2 separate regions of the Homo sapiens genome follow, and region 1 is linked to region 2. A link is a loop called in an ENCODE intact Hi-C map of the cell type or tissue named here. Cell type or tissue: PC-3. All regions are shown on one strand.

Region 1 (5,000 bases), 78 kb after region 2:
CTGCCGAGGGCCAACTCACCAGCCTTCAAAAACGACAGTGCTGCTGACAGCAAAGGCGATGAGGACACACATGTGCATCCACCCTTGAGATGCTAAAAGAGGCAGGAAAGAACTTGAGGGAAAGAACAAATCACTCTTCTGAGATTGTCCTATAAACTTTATACCAGGACCTATGCTATCATCCTCCTTACCTAATCATGTTTAATATCTGATTTATAAGAATCTAAATGTGTACCTAAAAGTAGCTTTCTAAATATTACTGGGCCACATTAAACTGTGACCAATTTTCTTCCTTCCTGGCCTACCACATTTTAGAAATATGATAGCATATTTGGGTTGGGAGTCGCTAAAGGCCTCAAGAGAGTCCATCTCTTTGTCCTTTCTGACTAGGAAGACCTGGTCATCACGCCACAAGCCTTGGTGTCTCGTTTTTAACAGAGCAATAATTATTTATTAGTGGAATATATGCTTATTATATCCAGAAATTAAAGTTGTTAGGGGACATTTGTGTATCCAGGTCCCTGTGGCTGGGTGATCGCATCTGTTAGAAATAAATCACTTTAAGAAAATTATATTAGCCCCACAGACAGTCAAGAATGGAGCAAAGGGAGGGAAGTGTGAATAGGGTGAGGAAGCTTGATTTTAAATCTTGTGAAATAGAGTGTGGTCAATATGTTGTCAGCACATTACAGTGTGCAGACATCAACTCCATTTTTCCCCTCTTTGAACCTCAGGTGGCCAATTAACAGTATATGCTATTTATTCATTACAAAACAGGCAGGACAAATTGAATGGTTAGAATGACTAATAAGAATTCTTAGCAAGGAGTAAAATAAAAAATGATACATAAGGAGAGACCCCCCAGAAAAACTTTAGGGATTTCCAGAAAAAAAAGTCTTGAGGAGTTTTCCTGTTAAATGTATCTAGAATTTCTACTGACATGAGGAAATTAAAATGGAAAGATTCTCTTTGAATACATTTTCTTCCTAAAATATGTTCTCTTCAATTCCCTCATTTGTATTTCCTTAGAGTTTCATTCCTTCCTAAAGCAGAAAGACAGTTTTAAATTACTTCTAGCAATTATAAGTATCATTAGGGTGTTTTGATGCTGCATTTTTACAACAAGCACTGTGCTTGCCTTCCTTATTTGTCTCTCAGTTCAACTCCAAGTCGCAACACAGGAAATGAAAACCTTGTAAATTGACTTGATCTTATGAATACTCACTTTTGCAAATATGAAAGAACTTAAGAAGGGATTATAAAATACTCCTTATCTATATAATTAAAATTCAGTTGAAATATATGAATTCAATATTTTAATTCATGCATTTCATTTTGCGGGCATTCAAAGATTATATGCTTCTATATGTCTGCCATTGATTTCTGTAAATAACATTATCTCTCTTATTGCAAAACGTACATCAGAAGAAGTTGGAAGAAAGCGAGGGCTTGAGGGATGTTAAACTGAAGCAGCAGTGACTTACTATGCAGTGTTAGTAGATTGCTTGCCTTGAGGATCTAGAAGCCGATAGAAGAAATGGAGCCAGCAAATAAGAAATTTCTTATTTCTTATTCCAGAAATAAGAAATTCTGAACTTTTACCTTCAAAGATCCAAAAAGAACATGCTAATGTTCTTTTTTTTCTAACTTTTGAGTAATTTAGTCATTCTCGTTCAGAAAATTAAGGGTCTACATCTGGCAGCAACTGAAATAAATGGCTCAATTGAGTACACACTTGAATGTCAAATATATCACTTTAAAAGTCAATATTTGTTTCAGCTGTAAATGTTTCTGAACGGAAATGATGCTTTTAGTGTCTGTAGTCTAAGGAGTAGTTTTATTTTTGAACCCTCAAATTGAGTGCTCCACCTAGAGCCGTAGGACCCTTTCCTTTCCATGAGGAGAGCGCCCTCTACTGGGTATGTTTACTTACCACGCATGACTGTTAAGACCCTGAGCTAAACGTATGAGCAGTTGAGATGTACATAAGAAAGAGTTTTTGGAAAATCTTTGCCCCTGCTTGTACTAGAATGATTGCAAGTGTGGAAGTAGCCATAGTTCACTGTAGTTTTCTTTTTACTGCTGTATTATTGCACCCTGTTGGGGGATACATCTGAGCATTTCATGTGTCCTACTTTTAAAATGCCCAGATGGTGGCTACGTGCTTTGGTTTGAATTGGGCAGCCCTCATCTTTCATGCTCTGTAGTCTGCCTCGTTATCAGAGAGACATGAGACAAGGAAAATTCTTCCATTTTTCAGCTCCTCTTCATCTGTTTCTAGTCACCCACAGTGAATGATGCACTTGCACAATTGTTAAAATGACAGTCACTGTGATAACTGAACATCACTTCCCTGGGATGGGGAGTTCCCTATGTACCCATAGCTTCTTGATTCCTTCCCAATACAGCACCTTTTTCAGTGTAACTGATCACTTGCAATCTTGTAAGTAACACAGCAGTGAGAGGCAGTGTAAATATTTTATACCTTGCCCCAATCACTTGTATGTGCATCGGTCTTCTTCACTCTAGCCTTTAAGCTTAACAGAGATTTTAAATCAAATCATTCAACCCTAGAAATAGTCAAAAGAATTAATAAAATAAATGAAACAGTGTAACTGGTTAAAATAGCCCCAGTGCACAATACAGGTTTAGTATGATTTTGTGACATACACATTTTATAGGGCTTTTGTCTCCAACTACATTCTTCAAAGAGCCATCTGGGCAATGACCATAGGTATCATTTTTACCAATAATAGTCAGCACTTCCCACTGGGAAATTAGTCAAGGGAATGAGTTTTTTTTTTTTTTTTTTTTTTTTTACAAATTATCTTCAAGCATCTATCTTCCAAAAAGTATTACTGGACTTTGTCCATTACAAGGCAACAACCTAAGTGAGTTACTTGTGCTCTTATTTTAGAACTTTATTCATCAGATCATTGTGATCAAACTCAATTTCATTTTCAAAGAGGAAAAAGATTTTGCTCTGTTTTTCTTCTTAATAATAGGTTTGCTGAAGGAAGAACATTAATACAGGTCAGCGATCTCCAAACTTTTTAGAATATTCACTTGTAGAAATAATAATTTGGGGAGCACACATCTGCATAATATGTATATTTACTTATTTGTAAATTATAAAATATGTACTAGTTAAATAGTATCATTTACACTATAGAAATAGACATTTTTAAAGGAGTGGAAATAGATAAAATTATCAAGAAAATATTTTATTATGAGCAACTACTATCAATAATACCTCAAGGCACAATACACACTGAAAGATTAATCATTAATGATGCTGAATGTCAATCTCTTTCCTGAGTGTTCTTGATCATTTCAAAATTTTGTTGACACTTCTGATCAAATACAATTGGACCATTCATGTTTATACCTCATGCTGTGGTTGATAAGGAGCTTGAAGGAAGGAGAATCAGACTGGCCATTTATTTGTTCTTCATTTATGTTTGTATTGTTAGTGTTATATTTGAATCATAAATTTGAATTCTAGGAATTTTGAAAGCCATTCATGTTTCCAAAGTTAGTATACTTAAAACCAGATAATATAATCCATAAACCCCCTTAGCATAGAACCATAAACTACAATATGTCACTTGACACAAGGGGTCCAGAACCCCGGGGACGCAGACCAGTACTGGTCTGTGGCCTGTTGGGAACCAAGCCACACAGCAGGAGGTAAGTGGAGGGTGAGCCTCACCACCTGAGCTCCACCTCTTGCTGTGCTCCACCTGAGGAGTGGAGCACAGATCTGCTCCACAGATCAGCTGTGGCAATTGCTTCTCACATAGCAAACCCTATTATGAACTGCGCACGCAAGGGATCTAAGTTGTGTGCTCCTTATGAGAATCTAACTAATACCTGATGATCTGAGGTGGAACAGTTTCATCCTAAAACCATCCCCACCTCCCCCTTCCATGGAAAAATTGTCTTCCATGAAACGGATCCCTGGTGCCCAAAAGGTTGGGGATCACTGCTTTGCACTAAAAGCAAACAAATAGATGAATATTGTTAGCTCCTCGCTGTAAAACTCCCATTCTTCCTTTTCCAAGGACAGATACAGAACTTAATTGATTCATTCATTCACTCATCCAGTCAGTATGTGTATGCATCTAATATATGCCAACTGGGTATATGACAGTGAATAAACCAGACAAAAATGCTTCCCTCTTGAAGCTCTTACTCTAGTGGGGAGATAAAGACAATAAACAAGATAAGGAAATAAAATATATACATACCATACATAAGCTAAGGGCAATGGAGGAAAATAAAGCAGATTCCAGAGTCTCCATTATAAAAAATACAACTTTTGCAAATTGGTCTTTAGTTCTTATTGAGTTTAAAAGGATGTTTCCCTTCCACATCCTTCTTCCCACTGTCTTCTGGGATTTTTGCTTCAGATATGATGGTCAAATTGCTTATTATAAATTCCCTTCTAAGATTCTATGAGTTTTAAATTTGTTTTAATTGTTCACATGTTGCATTGAATGATGCAATTGTACTCTTCTAGCACACAGAGCTAGTAAATTTCCTATATATTGATATTTAAAGCCTGTCCTTTTATGGAGTATTTTGTGACCACCTAAACCCATGATGATTTCTTGTGTATACACCTTCAGTGCTTGGTTCCCATGTATTTCTCTAGTGGTTTCAGAAAGGTGAGTTTTACATTCCTAATGGATTACAGTTCCTAAAATCCAGTATGTTCATACTTTCTACTTTTATTCCTTTCCATTTAGTGCCTAGAACCATGCCAGAAAAAGACATAATTTGACTGTGGATTTAACCCTCAGATCACAAACCAATCTCAGAGCTTTATTTTTTTGCTGAGAGTTTTAAATAAACTATAAAGTCAAATTTAAACAATTATCCTTTGGAATCAACAGAACCCCACATTTCCTTAGCTTTCCTTAGCTGTTCCTATTCCCAAGGATCACATTCAGAGCACTCTTCTTGAGTGACAGTGATGTGCCAGGTACTTCACAGAG
Region 2 (5,000 bases):
CTTCCAGTGGAGAGTCTAAAGCACATATTAAAAAGAATGACCCGGTGCCAGTAAAATGCTGTGAGACTGAACTTATTCCAAAGAGCCAGAAATGCTGTAATGGAGTTGGATATAATCCTTTGAAATATGTTTGCTCTGACAAGATTTCAACTGGAATGATGATGAAGGTAATTGATAGAAAAGCTCTCGGAGGCGCTGATTTGACAATGGAAAGAGAAATACATTGTTCATAACTATTTTTCTAAAATAGGAATATAAAAACTCCTGTGTGCATTATTCATTTTCACATTACATCCATATTAATACCGAATGAGTTCGCTATGATTGATGTTATTGCAATGAATTCTAAAGGAATTAATAATGATTAGCTGTTCTCAGGGAAGCTTTACCCAGCACTTCAGATTAGTGCAGGACTGAAAGTCTGTGTGCCACTGAAAGAGCCAGCACAGGTCGTCTGGGGCCTCTGCATGGTGCCATTTCATGCCTGGGAGCACTGTGGATGGAGGCAGGAGGAAATTCCCGCTTCTTCTCCCTAGCCCGCCAGCCATCATCCACCACTTTCCTTTGATAGAGACCTTAGATCCAGCAAATTCGCTTAGTTGCATTTATATCATATTCCCTTGGACAATGCAAGATGAGCAAATGCCTGTGTCAAAAGTGAATGAATAGGCTTCTGGGTGTAATCGCTTATGTTTTTGTATGGTGATGGTTTGTACACAGCCATGTCATGTATGTGGGTATTAAACTTGACCCAGGATACCAGAAGCCTATCAATTTAAGGAAAGGACCATGGACACTTTAAAAATAAACATGCTACCGTGTTCTGTAGTAATTTGTCATTATAAGACCACTAAAAATGGGTGTCTTGGTCACAGACAATGGAAGGACGCTTGTTCAATGAGGCAACTACACAGTCCTTGTGTAGACCACATACACTTTGTACACTTTGGGATGTAAAATAACTCATGAGATTGTTAGAAGCCCTGCAAGCACTTTGTATCAATGAATGATTAAGATAACACATAAGGTTGGTTAAATTATTCTAATGAGGACAATATTTCTCCATGCTGAATCAAGTAGTGTGTATACATAATAATGTTCAGTCTGTAGGTTTCATTTTGTTTTCTGAAGACCTACCACCTGGAGACATTTATATCCTGTTCCAGTCTGGAATGGATCACCATGGGATTTTTACATAGCTGGCCCATTCGGTCTTCCCTAAGCTATCAATTCAGGAATTCCTTTTACCTCTTTCCTGTGTTGATTCCCCTGTTTTTTTGTTTTGTTTTGTTTTGTTTTGTTTTGTTTTGGATTCCAAGTTTCATTCCATTTGGAGAATTATCTTCTTGTATATAGATGTATGGAGGGTAAATTTTTTAAAAGCTTAATGTATAAAAATACTATTATTTTACCCTCCAACAGGATTGATAGTTTGGTCTGATATACAATTCCAGGTTAAAAATTATGTCTACTCAGAATTTTGAGGCATTTCTGCATGTTTTAAGCTTCCATTAATATTTTGATTCCTATCTCTCTGTTGGTAACCATGTTTCTTTTCCTATGAAAGCTCTTGAAGATGTTCTCTTTATCCTGCTCCTCTAAAATTTCATGACAATGAACCTCTATGTGGAAGTTAGGATGGTTTCTTTTTGCATTTTGTTTTCCATTTTTGTGATGAGAGCATTTAGGATCTACTCTCTTAGCAATTTTTTTTTTACATTACAATTCATTATGAGTTAGGCAGTTGTCTTCCAAGTAACATCTCTAGAACCGAAGCCCCTTACATCTTGTGATGCTTCATGCAGCCCTTGGATCATAATGGAAAAGGCGCAAGAGGGGACAATTGCACACAGACAGTTCCTACCTGGATATAGAGTACATCCTTTCTATGCACTAGTCACACAGACATATCTAGTCAGGTGGCTTCTCCTACTGCAGCCAGGTTTCAACATCCCATGTTCCCAGAGAGAAAAGGGAAACATGGACATCACTGAGCACATTGCATTGTCTCTGCCACATTCATCTACTTTCCAGCTTCCAAAAAGGTATGCACTGTCTTGTGTGTATTATTTTTCTCCATTTTTTCTTAGACTTTCAACACGTAAACCAGTATTTTACTGTCATTTAGTTGGGCTTTTAGAGGATAGATAGATAGATATAGATAGATAGATACACACACATACACACACACACATATATATATAGTGGGATTCTATTTATGTAGTGTCATCTTGGCTCACTGCAACCTCTACCTGCTAGGTTCAAGCGATTCTCCTCCCTCAACCTGCCAAGTAGCTGGGATTACAGGTGTGCGCCACCAAGCCCAGCTAATTTTTGTTTTTTTAGTAGTGACAGGGTTTCGCCATGTTGATCGGTCTGGTCTCGAAATCCTGACCTCAAGTGATCCACCCACCTCCGCCTCCCAAAGTGTTGGGATTATAGACATGAGCCACTGCGCCCAGACCCACTATATATTTTTGAATGTACTATTTTGATCAACTTGGTAAGAATAATTCAACTTATTTTATGTAAGAGAGAGGCTGAATGGAGATCAATTTTAATAGCAAAAAGTATTCTAAATACATTATGCTACTTATGTAAAGGAAAGGCAAAGTAGATCTCCACATTATAAAACTATTACCTTACTTATAGCTCTTGTAGTGTGGGATGATTAAGTATTTAATTTCCTTGGATTAAAACAAAGTGGTACTTATCAAAAACCATAAAAAATCTGGAGATGTGTCAGAGAAAATGTTTATAAGCGTAAATAATTATAATTACAATGACAGTTCATGAAACATTTATATTTTTAAAAACTTGGATCAGTAATACTTCTAATGGGACCAACTTCCCCAACAACACAGGAAGTGTAAATTCTCAAATATCACATTCTTTATTTTCTCTAAAATTCCATAGGAAAGTATCAAATAGCAAAAATAAAATATTTGTAGTGTGTATACTAAGTTTAAAGACTTATCAGTTTTGAGTCACACAACAAACCTTGGTGGTAAATTATATGATTTGAGTCACACAACAAACCTTGGTAGTAAATTTTGTCTCCATGTTCCCCACTGAAGAAGCTGAGGTTTTGAAAACATAAGTGACTTGCTCAAGGTTACAGAGCTGGGAAGCTGCAAAACTGAAATTTTAATCCCAATTTGTGACATTTCAAAGTCATTGTTCTTCCTAGTATACAAACTGCCTTCATTTCTTTTTATAAATTTTGAAATATTCATTCATCAAGTAAGTGGAGGAAAAATTTCATTTGAAAGTCACAAAAGCCTACCCTATGTATGTCTAAATGAAATTTTTAAATACCCCTCTCTCTCTCACCCCTGCCACTTGACTCAGGAAACCAAAGAGTGCAGGATCCTCTGCCCAGCATCTATGGAAGCCACAGAACATTGTGGCAGGTGTGACTTCAACTTTACCAGCCACATTTGCACTGTGATAAGAGGGTCTCACAATTCCACAGGGAAGGCATCAATTGAAGAAATGTGTTCATCTGCCGAAGAAACCATTCATACAGGGAGTGTAAACACGTACTCTTACACAGGTAACAGAAAGCAAGCTGTCTGCCCATGGCTTAATGGGGTTAGTGAGAAGCTGCTGAAAATGCAGATTTATTTCACTCTGACATCAACTCTCCTTAAACTGATATCAGTACATTCCATCATACTTTGAGGCCAGCTAGTTACAAGGTAATTAAAGGCATAATCTGGATGTATTCAAAGTCAGTACTTTAAAATGTGTTAAAGTCTATTTAAACAAGGTTGTATTCCATATTAAGGTAAATCTGTGGAGATATCTGTGACCTTTACTGCTATATCCAGTTAATTTACAATAAATCCAATTTCCTTTTTCAAAAGCTGCAATGCAGCTTCCACTGAATGCATTGAATGAATACTGCTATACTCTTAAGCAGAAAGAAGGATGAACCTGTCTGATTAATAATAAAACCTAACAGTGCTACTCTGAGGATGAGGTAAACCCAAGCATGACATTTCTCCAAGATGGCTGGTCATCTCCAAAAGAATAACCTTTGCAGTTATTGTAAATATTAATTTCTATGTACCATCTTGGCCCTGCTGAATTAGTCCAAAATGGTTATGCTTAGTTTTGGCTGAGCTGTGTGAGAAACACTGTTAAGTTTAGAATTATCTCTAAAACAGTTCTGCCATCAATTAAATTTGTGTTATTCATCCATTTACTTAAGTCCCTACAAAATGTGTTCTTGTTTTTTGAAAAATCAAGTTTGTGTGTGTGTGTGTGTGTGTGTGTGTGTGTGTGTGTATCATCTATCATCTTGATTCAATAGAATCCATTTAAGTGACATAATTTGAGCAAGCTAAGGTTAATAAACAAGCAAAACATTGCTCCATTCCATCATGAATCATCAGTCTGCTTTACTCAACCAAGGGGCAATAATGGCTAACCTCAAGAGTGCAGAAAGTAAGGCAGGCTACTAAGATAAGAGGAGGAAGATTAGGAAGGGAAGAAAGGAACAGAGATAAGGTTGATTGAACATTATTTAGTCTCAATGTTATACTAGGTACTTTAATTTTTTTATTATACTTTAAGTTCTAGGGTACATGTGCACAACGTGCAGGTTTGTTACATGTATACATGTGCCATGTTGGTGTGCTGCACCCATTAACTTGTCATTTACATTAGGTATATCTCTACACTAGGTACTTTAAAACCTTATCTCAGTTACCAACAAAGCAATCATATAAATATGGTCATTTAACAGATGAGGAAACTGAGGGTCAGATCTGTAAAAGTTACTCGCCATGAGAAAGAAACATATTCAAATAATGCCATCATCAAAAGGGACAGACTTTGAAGACTCCACGTGGTGCAGGAGCTCCTTTCAGAGTGCTCCAAATGCACTTCAAGCTGTTATTCCACCTGAAATGTCCTCCTTTATCATCCTACTCAAGGCCTAGGTCAAGATTCTTTTCCTCAATGCAGTCCCTGTGCTGCTATGGCACATTGTT

What was found. A loop is a pair of places that touch in the nucleus more often than their neighbours do. Peaks named below come from ENCODE experiments on the same cell type or tissue, not always from the same donor. Only the 100,000 strongest peaks of a DNase experiment are listed, where the experiment ranks them.
Region 1: it touches region 2 in a loop (3-fold over the local background); 1 of 110 quality-filtered maps calls a loop at or near these places.

What each region holds. Positions count from the first base shown.
Region 1 is chr1:215,707,465-215,712,464 of GRCh38, reverse strand. The region is part of intron 61 of USH2A (usherin); the gene reads left to right. Among named protein-coding and RNA genes, the nearest start is that of KCTD3, 140 kb to the right of the region's middle. In PC-3, CTCF peaks have their summits at 1,706 and 1,911 (motif pointing left); a DNase peak (open chromatin) is centred at 1,914; H3K27me3 peaks cover 980 bases.
Region 2 is chr1:215,785,226-215,790,225 of GRCh38, reverse strand. USH2A (usherin) reads left to right here. Exons shown (of 72, transcript NM_206933.4): 51 at 1-167; 52 at 3,352-3,556. Among named protein-coding and RNA genes, the nearest start is that of KCTD3, 220 kb to the right of the region's middle. In PC-3, no CTCF peak of the experiment used is centred here; DNase peaks (open chromatin) are centred at 3,025 and 4,375; H3K27ac peaks cover 359 bases; H3K27me3 peaks cover 774 bases.